Linked DNA regions of Mus musculus: region 1 is linked to region 2. A link is a loop called in an ENCODE intact Hi-C map of the cell type or tissue named here. Cell type or tissue: heart. All regions are shown on one strand. Each heading gives the region's core, and the rest is flanking DNA. Links, peaks and the distances in the headings are about the cores only.

What was found. A loop is a pair of places that touch in the nucleus more often than their neighbours do. Peaks named below come from ENCODE experiments on the same cell type or tissue, not always from the same donor. Only the 100,000 strongest peaks of a DNase experiment are listed, where the experiment ranks them.
Region 1: it touches region 2 in a loop (2.1-fold over the local background); 5 of 42 quality-filtered maps call a loop at or near these places.

What each region holds. Positions count from the first base shown.
Region 1 is chr3:53,092,906-53,100,905 of GRCm38, forward strand. The region is part of intron 2 of Lhfp (lipoma HMGIC fusion partner); the gene reads left to right. It overlaps C130075A20Rik (a long non-coding RNA gene), which reads left to right. Exons shown (of 2, transcript XR_003954475.1): 1 at 1-1,310; 2 at 3,905-8,000. Among named protein-coding and RNA genes, the nearest start is that of C130075A20Rik, 4.9 kb to the left of the region's middle. In heart, for the core only: no CTCF peak of the experiment used is centred there; no DNase peak of the experiment used is centred there; H3K27ac peaks cover 330 bases.
Region 2 is chr3:53,036,022-53,046,805 of GRCm38, forward strand. Lhfp (lipoma HMGIC fusion partner) reads left to right here and starts at 5,526. Exons shown (of 4, transcript NM_175386.3): 1 at 5,526-5,753; 2 at 7,098-7,670. The coding sequence starts at 7,286. In heart, for the core only: CTCF peaks have their summits at 6,159 and 6,359 (motif pointing right); DNase peaks (open chromatin) are centred at 4,820, 5,420 and 6,190; H3K4me3 peaks cover 4,393 bases; H3K27ac peaks cover 5,128 bases.

The DNA of each region.
Region 1 (8,000 bases), core at 1-8,000, 54 kb after region 2:
AAATAAGTTATGAGTTAGTCGGGGAATGAGCCAAAGCTCATGCCCAAAGCATTTATTAATAAATAATTAGTCTCAGAGCTGTCTTTCCAGGAGCAGACGATAGAAAAACAAAAGATGATTTTTTTTTACACTTCTCCTCCTCCGACTCCTCCGACTCCTCCTCCTCCTCCTCCTCCTCCTCTCTTTCCCTTTCTCTCCCCCCCCCCACCTTTCTTCTTTGCTCTCCTCCGTCCTCCCTACCCTCTCTTGCCCTCTCCACGCCACTTAAGTTCTTTTTAAAGTGAGGAGTAGTAGCTCATGCCTGCAGCCACAGCCCTCAGGAGGCTGAGATAGGGGGATTGTGATAAGTCTGAAGCTTTCCTGGTCTAAATATGGAGTCCCAGATCAGTCAGGTCTATAGAGTGAGACCCTGTGTCAAGCAACCAAAATTTTTAAAAGAAAAAGAAAAATATTTCTTCTGTCACCCTCTTCTGACTTATTTTAATCCTAGCTTCCAATCTGGAACTTTGATTTATATCTCATCTTTTGTAAAGTAAATGGGTGCTGTATTTGTGTATCTATTCAGACAACACACGAGCCGTAGCATAAAATGGTACACAAGTAAAGCTACAGACCTTGAATTTTTCAGTAACACCTTTAACCACGTGGTTTTTAAATCTCCCCAGAATGCTCTCCACAATCCAGTGCATTTGCAATCATAAAGTTATTTACCAATTGAGTGTAGTTGCTGAGTCCTCTTCTATCTAGGTCTTCATGTCCATTTCAGTGGTCATGTGACACTTCTGGCTTCTACCTAGTTTCTAGACTCCTAAGTCCTTGTCAAAGTAATACATATTGGTTACCAGAGGCTACGTAATTCTGCATAGCAGATAAGTTTGCATGGATTGGTTGTAAAACCTAAAATTAAATAGGGGAGGAAATGAAAATCCCAAATGATTATATAAATTGTCCAACGTCATAGATACGTTAAGAGTCACAGTAAGCCTTGAATTTACTGCAGCCCTCTCCTGAAATTAAATTTCCCTCGTCCTATATTTTATGGTTGCTAATGCCAGATACGCAATCATGCAGTATTTAAGTTATGTGGATTGCAACCTTCTCTTTCAGGCTGACTTTTATCATGTTTGTTGTTGTGTTTGTCACTGTGCTTACAGCTTTGCAGTCTGCAGTACCTGAGGAATACTCACTCTGTACCTGATTATAATTTAGCAAGTGTTTATCGAGACAGGAGCAGGAGCACAGGAGAGTTGCCCAGTCCTGGGGGTTTCGTATCAAGGTGACTCTCCCCTACTCAACACACTTAGTATAGTGTAAGTATACAAGGTGTTCCTAGGCACAGTGGTGGCCAGTTTGTGGTAATCTATGTGTGTGTATATGTGTAAGTGTGTGTATGTGTTTGTGTGTGTATGTAACTGTGTTTCTATATGGGTGTGAGTAAATGTGTGTATGTGTGTGTATGTAGGTGTGTATGAGAGTGTGCATGTATGAAAGTATGTATGTATATGTGTGGGTATATAAGTATATGTATGTGTTTGTGTATGAAAATGTGTGTATATGCGTGTGTGTGTATGTGTGTATGAGTGTGAGTATATACAAGTGTGTGTGAGTCTACATATGTGTGTAAGTGTATATGTGTGAGAGAGTGTGTATGTATGTGAGTGTATATGTATGTGTATCTAAGTGTATGTTTATATGTGTGAGAGAGTACATGTGTGTGTGTGTGAGTGAGCATATGTAAGTATGTGTATGTTAGTATGTGTGTATATATATATATATATATATATATATGTATATATATGTGTGTGTGTGTGTGTGTGTGTGTGTGTGAGAGAGAGAGAGAGAGAGAGAGAGAGAGAGAGAGTGAATGTATATATATGTGTGTATGAGTATGTATATGTCTGGTATGTTTATGTGTGTGTGTGTGTGTGTGTGTGTGTGTGTGTGTGTGTATGTGTATCTTAGGGTTTTATTGCTATTCAAAGACACCATCACCAAGGCAACTCTTATAAAGGCAAACACTTAATTGGTGCTGGCTTACAGTTTCAGAGGTTCAGTCCATTATCATCAGGGCAGGAAGCATGGCAACAGGCAGGCAGACATGGTGCTGGAGGAGCCTAGACTTCTACATCTTATTCCGAAGACAGCCAGGAGGAAACTATCCTCCTGCCGGCAGCCAGGAGAAGCTCTGATTCCACACTGGGCAGGGCTTGAGCATAGGAAACCTCAAAGCCTATCCCTACAGTGACACACTTCCTCCAATAAGGCCACACTGACTCCAATAAGGCCATACCTCCTAATAGTGTTGCTTCCTGTGGGCCAAACATTCAAACACATGAGTCTATGGGAGCCAAACTTATTCAAACCACCACAGTGTGTATGTGTGAGTATGTAAGTGTATGTATATATGTGTGAATGTGTGTGAGTGTATGTGTCTTTGTGTATAAGTGTATATATGTGTGTATGTGTGTGTATATGTGAATGTGTGTATGAATGTAAGTGTGTGTATGAGTGTGTATGTGACTATGTATATATGCCTGTAAGTGTATGTGTATGTGATTGTGTGTATGTGTGTGTGTGCATACACATACATGCAAAAGGGTTAGGATGAGTTGGTAGCTGGGAGAAAAGCAACTAGAAAGTCAACGTAATGGAGCAAGAGACAGTGAAGGAAGGTGGGCAGAGAGTAGTGACCACCTACTTCCTTTCAGGATTCCATTACCTTGCCCTTCATTGATTAGTCTCTCCTTGTTGGTTGATCAGAACTAATTAAGCCTCAAATCACAAGGTTTCTTTTGTTCTCTTCCACCTTTTGAAACAACAGAGTTATCAGCCAACAGGTCGGCTGTCCAGCCGCTCTCAGCTGCTCTGCAGTTGGCACAGTAAGGCATATTGCTACATAATGACTACGCCTGTATAACTTAAGAAAAGGCTCCACTTGGTTGCTGTCCCTGTTAATGTGGTTAATAAACAGCAAGCATGTGTAGGGCAAACCTGACATGCAGCATATTTTACGAGTACTCTCACTGGTATGAAAATCCTATGTCTTCTATTGATCAAATGGCATGAACCCAGCAGTGATGCAGGGGGAATCTTCAAATATTGTAGAAGCATTGAATCCTCATTTCTAGCCCCTAATTTCCTTTTCACTACACAGAACGCACATGAAACACATGTATAGAGAATTGCAGCCTGGTGGTACAACCTGGTTATATGTGCCTTTGATAGCTTTAGGGCAATCTGAAGGCCTCCTTGCTAAAATCCAATTCAAGATGAAAGGATCACACAGATATTGTACCGTGTGGCCCTAGAGAGGGACGGGATTTAAAAATAGTTTATCTTTACTTCAAACTTGGAAGAAGTATTGATTGACGCTGAGAGCAAGGGCTTTTGTCTCTGGTTTATCTAAATGGTCCATGTGAAAGGCTGCAGGTATCGTGTGCTCCCTCTGTCCTATGGAAGCAAGCCAGCTGGCAAGAAAGCAACAGTGTGATAGCTTTCTATCACTGTAACAGAATGCCCGAGTCGATTAACTTATAAAGAGAAGGGTTTATTTTGGGCTCAAAGTTCAGAAGTGCAAGACTACAACTGGGTGGAATCACTGCTTTGGAGCCTGTGATTATGTAGCTCTTCATGGTGGGTCCATGTAATGAGCAAAAACCACCTCATGGCCAGGACAGAGAGAAAAGGAGGAAGGCGCAGGATTCCACATGCCCTCCAGTAACACAGAGTTCTCCTAGGGGTTTCCTGTTACAACACCTACCGTCCCCAGGAATGCCACTTTAGAAACCAAGCCTTAAACACATGGGCCTTCAAGGGAGACTGGAGACACAAAATATAGAAGCTGCTATATTTGTAGAAGCAGTCCAGGATTATGCAGAATTTAACCATGGGCATTTCCTTTCAGATCACGTTGGATGCTGGTATCTTGGCTGTCATGGCCCCAAAGCCATGCTATGCATGACTTACCTGGAGTCAAATTATCTTCTGCTCTCTGTTAGAAACAGCCAAAACTACTTTCTTTATCCTTCAGGAACCTACATACATCCAAAGGTAACCCCTCTTGTATCACTGCAAAAGGAGGTATTATACATGGGGCTCACCTAATGGTCACAAAAGAGTGACAATGGATCAGAATTCCATTCTCAGCTTTGATGACACAGTTCTCATATATCGTGTGTGTGTGTGTGTGTGTGTGTGTGTGTGTGTGTGTGTGTGTGTAAATGCTCAATGGGTATTTTGTTATTAACGTTATGAAATGAGAAAATTCCTCAGTATAATTGATATTTGAGCTCTCCTGCAGTTGTGAGGGCAAGATGAAAAGGGAAGCTCATTACTAATTGTCCCTGAAAGCGTTCTAGCCCTCAGACTAGGCTAAGACTTTGATGCTAAATAACCCATCAGTAATTTGAAGAAATAGTCTCCACCATCTTTACTGAAAAACTGGTGTGTTCAAAAGTCAAGCTAAGGTCAAATGCATTAGCAACTCTTTAAAAGAGGATTTGAGGTAGAATTTCTGCCCTTATCAAATTTCCCAAGTAAATTTATATTTGAATTAGTCTTGTCACTTTTGTGGTATTTACAACATCATGCGTCGTACTTCTGTCGACATGCTTATCGTCTCTGGTTTTGAGGCATCGGAGTAGAAAGACTTGTTTTAGTGATAATATTTCTCATTTTGGGAGAATGTTGCTGGTTTTCAGGTGTTTGTTTTTGTTTAAAAAAATAGTTTTTCTGAGTGTCCTATTTTTGTTACTGTTTGGCAGTAGTCAGAGCTGGCTTGTGTTAGCTATTTGAAATGTTTTGATTATTATTTGTCTGCCATATTTAGCCCTTTCTGACCAAAGTCTCAATATACACGAAATGCATTGACTTGGCGAATCGTTTGACTAGTCACATCAACTGTCATCTGAAGAGGAAATTGAGTCTGGATGAGGAAGTCCTGAGTCAGGATGGAACTTTGGGGTCTCTGAAACTGACAGAAGGGAGAGCTGTCTGCCTTTGTGTTTGAATGGAAGTGTTATCAGTAGTATTTTGGCTTGGGGTAGCTGTTTTACTTTTCAGTGATAAGGAACTACCTCTAAGAAGCTGGCTTTGTAGGTAGCTTCTGACGGAGAAACCTAGCTTATACTTTTGAGTTCCTATGGGGTTAATCATTTATCTTATCCCTTGGCCCTAAGGTATATAGGAATGGTGTTAGGACAATGGCATAATTACACACAGTGAAGCACTTTTGCCTGTGTTATATTGGAAAATAAGTGACTGTTACCAGGGTAGAACTCAAAGTTATGCATCTTTTAGAGCCACCATGCTCAGCTCTATCATGGGCAGTGAAATGAATAAAGCTGCATGCATTGTAATAAAATGTGCAGGAGCAGCATAGAAAGCCAGTCTGAACTCCAGACCCAGCTTCCTCTTAACTGCTGACATTATAATATGCTTACTTCTGCATTGTTCTTAGTGTATGCAAACAGAGTTTTCATTTACGCAAAACTTGGCCAGTGTAGACAGCATAAAGAGAGCATAATGAATGAGCTCCGTGGGATTATTTAAGTCGTTTAAAGCTTCTCCTATATTTAGGCCCTGTCTTTCCAAGCAGCCTCGTTGCTTAATATCTGGTTTATTGATTCATTTTCACACTGATATCAGACAAGATGTGACTTACCTTTACAGTTTTACAGACATACCTGTTTTCTTCTTCTTCTTCTTCTTCTTCTTCTTCTTCTTCTTCTTCTTCTTCTTCTTCTTCTTCTTCTTCTTCTTCTTCTCCTTCTCCTCCTCCTCCTCCTCCTCCTCCTCCTCCTCCTCCTCCTCCTCCTCCTCCTCCTCCTCCTCTTCTTCTTCTTCTTCTTCTTCTTCTTCTTCTTCTTCTTCTTCTTCTTCTTCTTCTTCTTCTCCTTTTTTTGTTTTTTGTTGTTTTTGGTTTTTGGTTTTTGGGTTTTTTTTTTTTTTTTTCGAGACAGGGTTTCTCTGTATAACCCTGGCTGTCCTGGAACTCACTTTGTAGACCAGGTTGGCCTCAAACTCAGAAATCCGCCTGCCTCTGCTTCCCAAGTGCTGAAATTAAAGGCGTGCACCACCACGACCTAGCTTTCTTTTTTTTTTAATTAATTTTTTTTTTTACTTACTCATTTTATATCCTACTCCCAGGTATAAAATGAATAAGTAAAAAAATTGTGGAGGGGGCTCCCTCCTGGTCACCCCCTTCCACAATCCTTCCTCCATTCCTCTTCCTCTTCTCCTGGGAGCGGGTGGGGCCCCCCTGGGTGTCCGCTGACCCCGGCACTTCAAGTCTCTGAGAGACTAGGCACTTCCTTTCCCCATTGAGGCCAGACAAGGCAGCCCAGTTAGAAGAACACCTCCCATGTACAGGCAATAGCTTCTGGGATAGAGCCCAGCCCAGTTGTTTGGAACCCACGTGAAGACCAAGCTGCACATCAGCCAAATATGTGCAGGGAGCCCTAGGTTCAGCCTGTGTATGTTCTTTGGTTGGTGGTTCAGTCTCTGAGAGCCGCAAGGGTCCAGGTTAGTTGATTCTGTTGGTCTTCCTGAGGAGTTCCTATCCCCTTCAGGACCAGTAATCCTTCCTCCTGTTTTTCCGTAATGTCCCCAAGCTCCATCCACTGTTGGGCTGTGGGTGTCTGCATGCATCTGAGTCAGCTGCTGGGTGGAGCCTCTCAGAGGACAGCATGCTCCTGTCTGCAAGCATTAACAGAGCATCCTCAATAGTGTTAGGGGTTGGTGCCTGCCTATGGGATGGATTTCAAGTTGAGGACACACCTGTCTTCAATCCTAAGTCACAGGTGGAGTTTCTGAATATCTGAATTTTAAAATTCCCTATCTCCAGTTAGTTAGTATCAAAAAGCCGAGAGGCCGTCACAAGAGGATGTGAACACATAACAAGTTCCGGGACATGTACTGCCAGTCCTGAGATTTCCCGTGGGTTGGTCCAATGTGAGCTGTCAAAAAAGGTAGAAAATATGAAGCCAATGAAATAGAAAATATAAATATTATATTAGACTCTTTCACCATTCAAAAATATTCCTACAAGGGCCATTTCAACTAAAATGCTTCTATAATACATTCAGAACACGTGTTGGCTCACCATCTAGATTGCTGAAAGATATTGGCAAACTATTTTTCAAAGAGGTATCTTGGGTCTTGTGTTGTTTACCAGAAGACAACTTGTATAAGGCCCAAAATACCCACATTTCAATACTTCAGTATCTTGGAAAAGTGCTAAGTACCTATCTTCACTACTAACTGGGAAATTTCAGTTCTTTTGAAGTCAACAAACATACAATGAGGATTTACTGAATGATAGAAAAACATGGAGGGCTTTGAACAGTATGACCCTAAAGCATTTAAACTTCACTCTGAATGTTGGATAAGCCATTGAAGGCGGGATGGATGCTGGTAGATTTCCCCCTTTAGGAAGATTGCCTGCAGGGAATAGATGCGTAGGAAGAAAGGAAGGGTGCCACGGAGTCTAGAAGTCCAGCCAATAGACTGTTCCAGCATTTGGAGCTGGAGAGAATGAGACAGACTTGGCAATGCAGGAGGTCAATATGGAGGAGGCTGCAAATGTGGATATGGTGAACACATAGTTTACTTTCCCTGGCTAGATGGTTCACATCAAAATAGAACACTTTAATAAGGACCCCTGAACCATCTATTAGCCCAAACTGAAAGTGCCCTAGACAACATGTATCAGAGGGGAATGGAATGTAAGGGTGAAACGTCTGACGGTAGATACTCGGTAGTAGATGATCCCAATCAAAGATGATGTCCAGAGGACTTGAGGTTATCTTAGATTTGGGATCTAAAACATGGAGACAATGTAACTATTTTTAAAACCGAGGTGGGGGAAGTATGAGTTACATCTGACCCCCTGACACACTAACCTACCTAGAGCATGAGTATATAACAAGTGTTATTTTCACTTATTCTCTTTGTTTTTCATTGTTTCTTTTCCAATCAGCAAATTGCATTTTAAATAGACC
Region 2 (10,784 bases), core at 2,785-10,784:
GAGGGGCAAACACGTCTTTGCCCTGAACCCTGGGCACTGCACGCATGGCCATTCTTCTCCGTCTCTGCAGTGTGATCAGAGCAGGATTCCTGGGTTCAGAGTCTCCTGCTGGTGTGGGAGAGTCACTAGGTACCCGGCTTCTCCTGACCCTTCAGTTTGTCTAGTTGGCAGGCATGCGTGCAGAGGCCAGGGTTTGTAGGAAACCAGAGAGCTGGGGAGAAGTCTTCCATTTCACTACAGCTAAAATAGGAAACCACTTCCTCTGGGGAATTATGATATCAAGTTTCAACTGTAACTTTCTTTTGTTAGTTCAGTCTATTAACATATCGGTCCACAAATATCCTTTACTGTGTGATGGGGAGAATTAAGATTTCAAAATTCTCAGAGGTTACAACCGACTGCTAGTCTCTATTATTGTGCATACAAATTAACTCTTTCAGGGAATGATGGCATATGCCTGACACCGCAGCACCTGGTAGGCTGAGGCAGGAGAATTGCTGTGAGTTGAAAGCCCTGTCTAGGATGTCTAACAATACACTGCCTTAAAACCCTACAAAATATGACAACAATTCTTATCTACTGTCAACTGTCCTCATAAAATACATCTCTTTACATACTGTGAAAAGAAAAATAGAAACCACAGACCACTCCTGAGATGATGGTGAAAGAAAAGAATAATAATTTTATAGTAGCACAGAAACCATGATTCATTAGAAACCTAACTATGCACAATGCATACTGGCCATCTAGCTAAAATATGTATTGTGGTCATTTCCCATTTTGACAGCTCAGTGTGAAACCCTTAGTATATTAAATGTGATTTAATACCTCACATTTTCCAACTTATGAATAAATTATTGATTTAAGATTTGTCTGCTACTTTAATGTGTAAGGGGATAATATATAGAAATTACATGACATTTTACATTTTCAAGGTAATTTGCAGACAGCACCGCTGGGAGTGGATCAGAGGCAGTATACACATTATTTCCACGCGTGTTCTGGGGAATAGTCATACAGCTTGCTATGCTTAGAAATTGTACATAAGTAGACTGCCGGGTAAGGTGACGCAAGTCTACAAAAGCACTAAAGGACATTCACAGGAAGTGGGATGGGCCAACCCCATTTGGTATAGCTGTGCTAAGAGTACGAATGGCATGTTAGCATTGGTCACACGACTTCAAATAGGGGCCAGGAACCTTGTTCCCTGTGGCTAAGGTTGACAAAATGGAGTAAGATACTTTCACAGTAGCCTTTCAAATCAGTCTCAAGATGGGATGTAGGAAGCAGAGGGGTTGGTTCACAAGGAGGGAAAGAGAGCAGTTCACTGCTTCTGTACTAACTGCAGTTGTGCGGGTGGAGCAGTGCCCTTCAGGAATGTTTTCTCATTGGTGAAGAGCTGACGGGCATTCCAGGAATGAGTAGCCAGGTAAACTTCTCCTCCCTGGTCCCATCAGCACCTGTCCTGTCTACAGTTTTCTTAGGTACCTACAGCCTTCCTGCCTGCGCTTCAAGGGAAACCTTTATATCAGATAAACTTACAACAATAAGAACTTCCCTCTCTGCATTATTCGTAGGTCTGACTTCTATAAACTGTGTTTAAGACTATTCCTGTTTCTATTGCTGTGCTTTGAGAAAAGCTTGTGTTTCAAATACAATGACTATCCCCCATGCCCCAGATGTAATCCAGTAATCAACTGAAGGCATCAAGAATCCTGATTCTTGGGGCTGGAGAGATGGCTCAGCAGTTAAGAGCACTGACTGCTCTTTCAAAGGTCCTGAGTTCAAATCCCAGCAACCACATGGTGGCTCACAACCATCCGTAATGAAATCTGACAGCCTCTTCTGGTATGTCTGAAGACAGCTACACTGTACTTAGATATAATAAATAAATAAACCTAAAAAGAAAAAAAGAATCCTGATTCTTTCTATATCTGGTATCATCATTCCTGCAGTGTTGAATTTTATCATCATACCTATCATCCCACAACTGGAACATGGGCACTTTGTGGTTAGATGGCCATCATATCTGATTCTGGCCCAGAAGAGACTGCATGCAAAGGCCCCATCATCATTTCTCAGAACTGTGACATCTCCACTTGACCCTATGTGTAGGCTAGAAAAGAAGATTTTTAGCTTTTGCTGCTTTCTTAAGAGAAAAAGATGGGGAAGAGAGAACAGGATGTGAAGGTGGACCAGCTAGACAACGGTGATTCCAGCAGATAGGAACTAAAGAAATCTCTTGTTCCTCTCCCCGGGGGTCAGAAGTGCTTGGTTCTGTTCCCCGTGTTTCACCACTACATCAGTGACTTATGTAGCATACCTTATTTGTTTAAAGGAAATTCCACTTGCACCACAGCAAGTATAGCAATCACATGATGTTAATCTGTTCATTAATTCTTCTGTCCACTTTCAGTTAGTGAGGCTCTGCTGTACCCACCTTGCCAAGCACCATAGTACCAAGTTGACTTGTGTATATTACTGTCATTGAGCATATGCAGTATCCATAGTGCTTAATGAGAGATACAGTTATTAGAAGAAACACGCAACTTACGGTGATTTAAACCATATGAACACTTTATTGTTTACTCAGGACTATTCACAAGGGTCTAGGCATGGTGGCACATGCCCATCATTCCATCAGAAAGAAAATTCAAAAGGAAATAAGGAGCTGACATTGTGAGAATGTTGGGTCATGTCCCTATAGCCTTCCTATTCTCATAAATACAAGATGGTTGTTGTAATGCCAAACATTTAATGCTTTAAGAACAGGAGCAAAGACAGCCAGGAAGATGGGGGAAACAATCTCTCAGGCTTCCCTGCTTGAGCACGGAGTATTTTCCCCCAAGTTCTCCTTAGTAGATTCATTGGCTACAGGGACATTGAGTAACCACCACGGAGTTTAAGGGAAGTCAGAGGAGCATCTGTTGAACAAAGGGGGCGGGATTGGAAGTAACATTGGATAAGCAACTGAAAGTGTTGTCATGAATGCCCACAGTCTCCCATACCTCCATGATACCATCTGACTACTCAATAGCCCTGCTTAAGGCAAACATTCTGCTCCCGAGCCTGGAGCAGGAGGTACATCAGCATCTGCTGTGTGGGAACTTCCGGCTGTGAAGAAACTTAGGGATCCTTTGAAGATGTAAATCGAATGCAAAGGTTTTCAAAGATAGCATAATGCATGTGCTGGTAAAGTATACATGCCAGAATCTGGAGGGTAATTCAGAAGATTTTATAGCTTGAGAAGATAATTATATGGTGGGATGAAAAAGAAATGAGTTGTGATTCTATAGCTGCCTTGAGTGAGACACTGGAAGGATCCAGACCTGTCACCTCATCTGTGCAGTCACCCACTTGCACAGATTAGATGACCCCTACCTCCCTTCTCCGAGGTAGGAGTGCCCATATTGCCATCACACTGACAGTTCAGAAACATTAAATGGAATTGGTTTCAAGCTCTGTTTTACAAATGAGGGGACAGACTCGTCTGAGTTGGAATGTCGAGTCCCAGGAAGTGCAGCCCACAAGGACTCCACACATGATGAATATTTCATTCTGATAGGATTCTAAGCTTTTGACTTCTTCATTTCTTCCTTTTTCATATTAGCCAAACCTCTCCGGTAATGTTTACATTACTTAATAGAATGCAAATAATGAGATTTCTTTTTTTTAGAAGTCTGTGTTTTAATCATATGCTTACAGGTTAATCAGCTGTTTCTCTGTGAAATGATAACTGCCTTCGTGGCTTTTCTCTCCCTTTTTTTGAGAATTAGATGAAGTCATCTATTCATACACCCAGTGTACTGACACGCAGTAATGAAAGAATTTGCAACGGACGCCTCCTTGGCAATCCATGTCACTTTCTCAAGCTCCTCTAAGCTTGAGAAAGTGTCCTAGACTGGATACCCGGTGGGTAGTGTGTGAGTGAGTGTTTGTGTGTGGGTGAGTCTGGCTGCCACTGTATAATTTTGTCTAGGCTGGTATCTGCTACCTCCACATTACATAGATATGAGATATGTGATAGCCAGGCGGTGGTATTTAGCTACAAGTCAGACCTGTTATTATATGGCCACCATGCTCAATAACTGGTGATTTGCACAAGCAGAGTTAAAAAACGTACGTTAACAAAGGAAAACTTCAAATCCAGATCTCTAAACCTGAGGTTCATGGGTGAGCTAAAAACCATGTGACATTTTGAAACATGACTTCCCAGCCTTGGCCCTACTCACACTTCAAGCTAGATGATTCTGGGTGTGCCCTGTGTAGTTACAGAGCAGACTCCTGGCTTTATGGACTGGCTGCCAGTAGGGCCTTCCCAGTCTATGGGTCATGCTTACCCCAAATATCTCCAGACTCTGCCAAATGTCTCCCAGGAACTATTCTTTCCTCTTCTCAAGACTATTGTGATAAACTTAATGTGTATTACATCGCTTTCCTGGGAGGCTCATTACCTGTATCCTATTCCTACAAAGGAAAGGCTTGGAATCAATCACTTAAAACCTTTCAAACAATCCTGAAACAACCTGTCTCCAGCTGATGCCGCCCAATTCAATGGTGCACTCGAAATTTTATTATGAAATATATTCCTACCCAGTTATTACTTCCAGCTGCTTTGAAAAAGGCACATCACAAAAACTGCATCTAGGCAAGTATGTACTTCAAAAGTTGCTGGTCCCAGATGGCAGCTTCCTAAAATAACTGTCCTCTGTGGAGACTCCAGAGGTCAGTCAGTCACCCACAGAATACGGCTCTGGCTTCCGAAGGGTTAAAAAGGCTGATGGCAAGTCAGAACTGGGCAGGGCCTGAGAAGAAATCAAAAGGAGCAGATTTCAGAAAGGAAATTCAAAGGTTGTGTAGATAGATGTTAAAGCTGATCATGGGTTGGGGAGTGGAGTGGGTAAGAGGCAGGGAAGGGGACGGGAGGAGAAAGGAGGGTAGCAGAAAGAGGAGAGAGGGTGAGAGGGGAGGTAAGGGAGTGGGGGGAAACCCAGGAAAGAGGAAGAGGAAAAAGAGGAAGAGAAATGTCTTGAAAGAAGTTCCCAAAGGTTTGCAGCTGTTGGGAGAGGCTGGCAGGGGAGTAGCCTGCCTTCTTTCTTTCTGGCTTTGCCCCCACGGAATCCAGCAGCCTCGCATGGCGTGCCCAGCCTTCTCTTTCCTATGTCCACACCCGTCATGCTCTCTGCCCTCCAAAGTGACCACTTCTCAAGAGCCCCTTAAAGCTCATAGACATCGCTCTCCCCATCTCTGAGGCTACTTCCCATCCTGGTCCTCATAAAGGCCGCGCGAACACTGCAGCCCCAGACCCCAGGGTTTGACCCAGAAAAGCAAACAGGGGTCGGGTGTGGCCTCGGCGCCCCCGGGGAGCTGCGGGGAAGGCGAGCAACTTTCTCCCTGGATTCTCAGTCTGTCTGCCGCCCCCACTCTCGCGCGTCCAGGACTGCGCGGCGGGGCCGAGGGGAGGGGACAGCGGCAAAGGGAGGGCGGGGAAGAGGCGGCGCGTGCCTCGCCTGCCAAAGCTGGAGCCGGCATCCACCGTGTTCCCGGGCCGCACGGCCGCAGCCGGCGGGCTCTCCGGGTGGGTCCCCCTGACCCTCCACCCCAGCTCTCCAGACTCGCCTCGATCTCCGTCGGGATAGTGGCAAAGGCAAGAAAGACAGTCTTCTTTGGTGCCGCGCTGTCCCCGCCAGGGAAAGACAGCAAGTTGTGCTGCGCCCGGGACTCGCGAGGGACCGCGGCCGCCGCCCGACCGGGTAAGTAGCGCGCCCCGGGGCCCCGTGCCCGGGTCCCTCCTGTCTTTCCGAGTGGCATAGTTCAGCTGAGGTCCTGTCGGCCTCCGGGGGGTGCTGCCTTCCTTTCCATCCTTATCCGTCCCTTTCTCAGAGCCGGCTGCAAGAACTTCCCCGTGCCGCTTTGCATCCAGAGATCATTGTGTGTGTTCCTGTGTGCTCCAGGGTGCGGTGCGTGCGTCTAGCAGTTTTGGGGGAGGATGGTGGGTTTAAGTTCATCTGGACTAGGGTAACTCACTCCAGCTGAGAAAGAGGTCCCTTTCTTCCCACTCCCCACCTTTAATGGTAACCCCCAGACCAACTCAACTTCAGCCTCTGCTCACAGCTGACACGATTTTAAAAACCGTAGCCAGAGGGAGCTCCCCTTTGGGTAGAATCCAGAACAGAGGGCGAGCAAAGTGTAGGAGACTGGAGTTTGGAAGCAGTTTGCAGATGGAACCCGACGGGGTGGGGGTGTTCTTCTGTGTTCTTTGTGGAGAGTGTAGCCAGGTGTGCAAGCCAGCCCACCTCATCGAACCCTTTTGAATAGCTGACTTGACATTAGGTATTGGAAAAGAGTGAGTGCTTGGTCTGAAATGGCCAGCAGGTGAAAGCACTGAAGCCAAGGAGTCAAAATAGGAGGCGTGAACACATTTGCCCCGGAAAATTAAGACAGAAGGCGTTTTTAGTGTTATCGAGTACTGGGGGTGTGTAACTATATATCACCCGATATATACACCCGAGTGGTGAATACTGTTAGTTAAATTTACAGTAACTGGGGGTGTGTAACTATATATCCAATGTATACACCTGAGTGGTGAATACTGTTAGTTAAATTTACAGTACTTCTGTAATTGTATGAAGTTCCCACTATCATGTTGCTTGGTTGGCACACTCATCAAGTGATGCCGAGGAGTGGCTAGAAACTAAGTGTGAACTTGCAAGCCAAATAAACAAACTACTGTATGGTCCATTTTATTTTAATATCCGGAATTATGTCTCCTGCTAGTAAAAAATGCTACATTGCTTTTAATGTGAGTATGTGAAATGAATTCACTGGCTTGGCAAATAGAAGCCATTCGTTTCTTTAAGTAAATAGCTGTCAGAGTTAATTTGGGAGCATTTTTACAGGAGATAAAGACGTGGAAAAGCTTTGAGCTAGTTTGGCAAAACTTGTATAGAGATGCGTATGGAGAGAATTAGTTCTTCCCACTTTTGAAGCGTTGAAGGAAGTTTGAAGTTTCCTAAATGAAAACCGTGGAGCTTCTTGAGACGTGTAAATATGCTAGACATACTTAGCTTTCCTTGTTTCCTATTCCATTTTACCAGGGGCCACCAGCCATCTTCACTCCAAAGTATGAGAAGCTGATCGCGGTAATACTGAAACTCTGTTACGGCAAGTAGCTACATACGCCTTGAAGAGCGGTGGACTACCTGGGAGTTTCTTGTGACTACACGCCTTCCTTCACACCTTTAGTGCAATCACAGCGGACCCTCATTGCACTGCCTGTTGGAAGATGGCGTCCAGCCTGACTTGTACTGGGGTGATCTGGGCTTTGCTTTCCTTCCTTTCCGCTGCCACCTCCTGTGTGGGGTTCTTCATGCCATACTGGCTCTGGGGGTCTCAGCTAGGCAAGCCTGTATCCTTTGGCACTTTCCGGAGGTGCTCCTATCCTGTTCACGATGAGAGTCGGCAGATGATGGTGATGGTGGAGGAGTGTGGGCGCTATGCCTCCTTCCAGGGCATCCCCAGCACCGAGTGGAGGATCTGTACCATAGTGACAGGCCTTGGCTGCGGCCTGTTGCTCCTGGTGGCTCTCACTGCCCTGATGGGTTGCTGCGTGTCGGAACTCATCTCCAGGACTGTAGGAAGAGTGGCTGGGGGAATCCAGTTCCTGGGGGGTAAGTGACTTTGCCAAACTTGAATTGTTTCCATAGAATCTCAAAGCAGTATAGAAAATTATGTTTCATTTGTCTTCTGATGCTTGGTTGTAATTGGCATTTGGAGTACAAGAAAAAATAGATCTGAAGTGGCCATGGTAAGAGATCCAGCAAAGTCCAAGATTTTTGCCAGAATTCTTTTTACAGTGTCAGGGTTCTTCATGCCTGTTCATCCTTAAATATATGCATCCGTGGCCTGCTGGGTACAACCTATGAGACACAAACATGTATGGGCTGTGTGTAACATATGTGCTAGGGAGATAGTTGGTATTTCATAGCATCTTTTTGTCCAACAGTAGACCCATGGATTGTTTTTGCCTTGCTAAACACTTGAGGTCTTTAGAGGCAAAGACTTCATAGAAAAATGCAAAAGGTGTCCGATTCAATACTGTGATCATGATGAAACCCCCGTAAGACTCTCAGTGGATATAACACTGACCTTTGTTTAATTTTATAATACTTTTCGAAGTAAGTTTCAGATGCCCAATTTCATCTTGGCAAGTATATTTTTTCACTATGTTACAAATACAGTTCTAGGCTGATTACAGTATGAGATCTTAACTTCTTTGGTAACTTTTTCTGTGAGGGGAAAGAAAAGAATACAGTGTTTAAAGAATGGTGTGTGCTGTCCCAAACGCGCTGGATAGTCTCAGTAACACCAGACGAGGTCTGACTTTCACTTGGCGCGCTTCCAGCCAGTATTGCTTCAATATCTCTGGTCATATGGTTCTAATTGCACTTTATATGTTTTCCACTGGGCCTTTTCACCTCCATCCCTCAACCTGACTGGCTGAACTTGTCTGATTTGCAATATGGCCTGGTGAAATATGACAGCCTGCATAGATGGGACAGACGGAAGGGAAACAGGAAGCCGGGAAAACCTGAGAAAGTGTGTGTGGAACTTCATAACAAAGGAAAAGTGTATTATTCTTCCACTCGATAGTTTTCTTACAGTCTTTTCTGAAGACTCCAGAAGAAAAGGCCCTTAAAATGGCCATGTTTGAGGCATCCAATACAGATTAGAGAACCCCTTATTTCAGATTATTTATCGTACAGCTTTGTAAGTCAGCGTGCTGAGAATGGGTAGAGCAAAGCCACTTTGTGCTTCCCGGCAAGACTTAGATTTATGTGCACGCCTTTGTGTTCTTATCTGGAATTAGCTTCACTGGGGTTTCCCATCTTACACTGTGCCGGGGCTGGGGGTGCTATGGGGGCTGTCAGTCGCTCCTGCCTGTTTTCCTATTCCTTTATTGACTTTAATAGACATGTTTCTACAGAAATGTAGTAAAACTCTTAGGAAACAAGGAGGTTGTCATTGAAGAGTGTAACTGTAAACACAGTGTTTGAAAACCTGTTGTCGCAGATTTTCAGAGCAGGGCTAACGCTAGGGCGAGTGAGAGGAATCTTTTTCTTTAGGAATAAACGGAGCTTGCTGGTGTTTTACTTGGCACAGGAAAAACGCTTAGGCAGTTCCAGTCTCTCCTCTTATGGTAAATATTACTTTCCATTTTTTTTTCATTTTAGAGCAGAGACTGCTATTATTTCTGGCAGAATAGGAAAATGCTTACAAAGAGAAATCAGCTTTTATTGATTACCTTTAAACGTGTAATGAAGGAAGGCCACAAGAAGTGAATCTGAGGCCCAGGAGACTTCTTCTTCTCTCTCTTAGCTGGGTATGGATTTTTTTGAATTATGTGGAGCTAACTCTTCATTCTATAGAATACCCAAGGGGATAGACATTATATATATATATATATATATATATATATAAAATTTTATATACACATATATAAAATAACCATGCTTTGCTTTGTATATATGTTTTATGATCTCGTGTATAGATTTATTTTTGAATTATATGGAGCTAACTCTTCATTCTATAGAATACACTTGAGACACACAAATGCATATATATTAGATAATCATACTTTGCTCTTCCCTCCTCCTTCCCTCCCTACGTCCCTCCACTCCCCACCCTCTGTCCCTCCATCCCTCCTTTCTGTCTTCTGTTTTCTTCTGGTGTGAGCTTGTGTTTCTGTGTAGCTTGTGTACATATGTAGGTGCCTGCAAGGGCCAGAGATGGAATCCAGTATCCTGCTCCTTCATTCTCCACCTTATTCCCTTGAGACAGAGTCTCTCACAGGATCTGGAATTCGACCAGCAGCCTGAAAGCCTAACAATGCTGCTGGGTTGGTACAAGAAAGCCCGACTTTTTGCATGTGTCAGGACTTGAACCCAGGTCTTTATACTCACGCAGTGGGCGTTCTTACCCATCTCAACAGCCTCCAATAGTTGGCATTGCCTTATTTCCTATACATGTTTCTTAGGTCAGGCAAAAATCTTGTAGTAAAAACCTAAGAGAGTTATTAAAAAAACACCTACCTCTTAAATAGATGTACCTGTTACCACAGAAAATTGTGTATTTAGAGTTAAAAAGTGACATGAAGTATGGAGAGAGTTTGAAAATCGGTCACTAACCATCAACAGCCAATAGGAGAAAAGATGACAGGACAAAATGCCTTCAGAAGGTTCCCCCCCCCCCTCTGGTTGTTCACTACATAATTGTTTCTTATTTTTAAATTCTCAAAACTTATGTGGTTAGTGGGTTTATTTGATTCTTCATAAAGTGAGTGAGTGTTTTTAAAGACCAGGAGATGGCAAATCAAGGAGTTCTGAAAGTCTTGAGATTAGCGTCAGAATGGAAGAGCATTTAGGAGACTCTGCCGGGAGAGAGACAGACTCTCTTACTAAAAATGAATCTTCAAGCAGGGATATGTTTAGCTAAAGTGAGGGTTGTTCCAAAAACAACAGGAAGCAGCGGAATGGTGAGATACAGAGGCATCCTGCTTACTGTGGCCTGCTGGGTCTGGAGTCTGCCCATATGGTGTGACATCGGGCAGTGTAACCCCTGCAGTATTTTGGAACAAGGTAAAGGACAGCGTGTCATCCTTGGGTTTGAGTATTGTTGTGATGGATGATCGGAAGTTAAAATGTCTCCTTCCAGCCAGTAGGCCAACATAAAATGGGGACTTCTGTATAAAGACCTCCAATCTTAGGAATATTTCAAGAGATGAA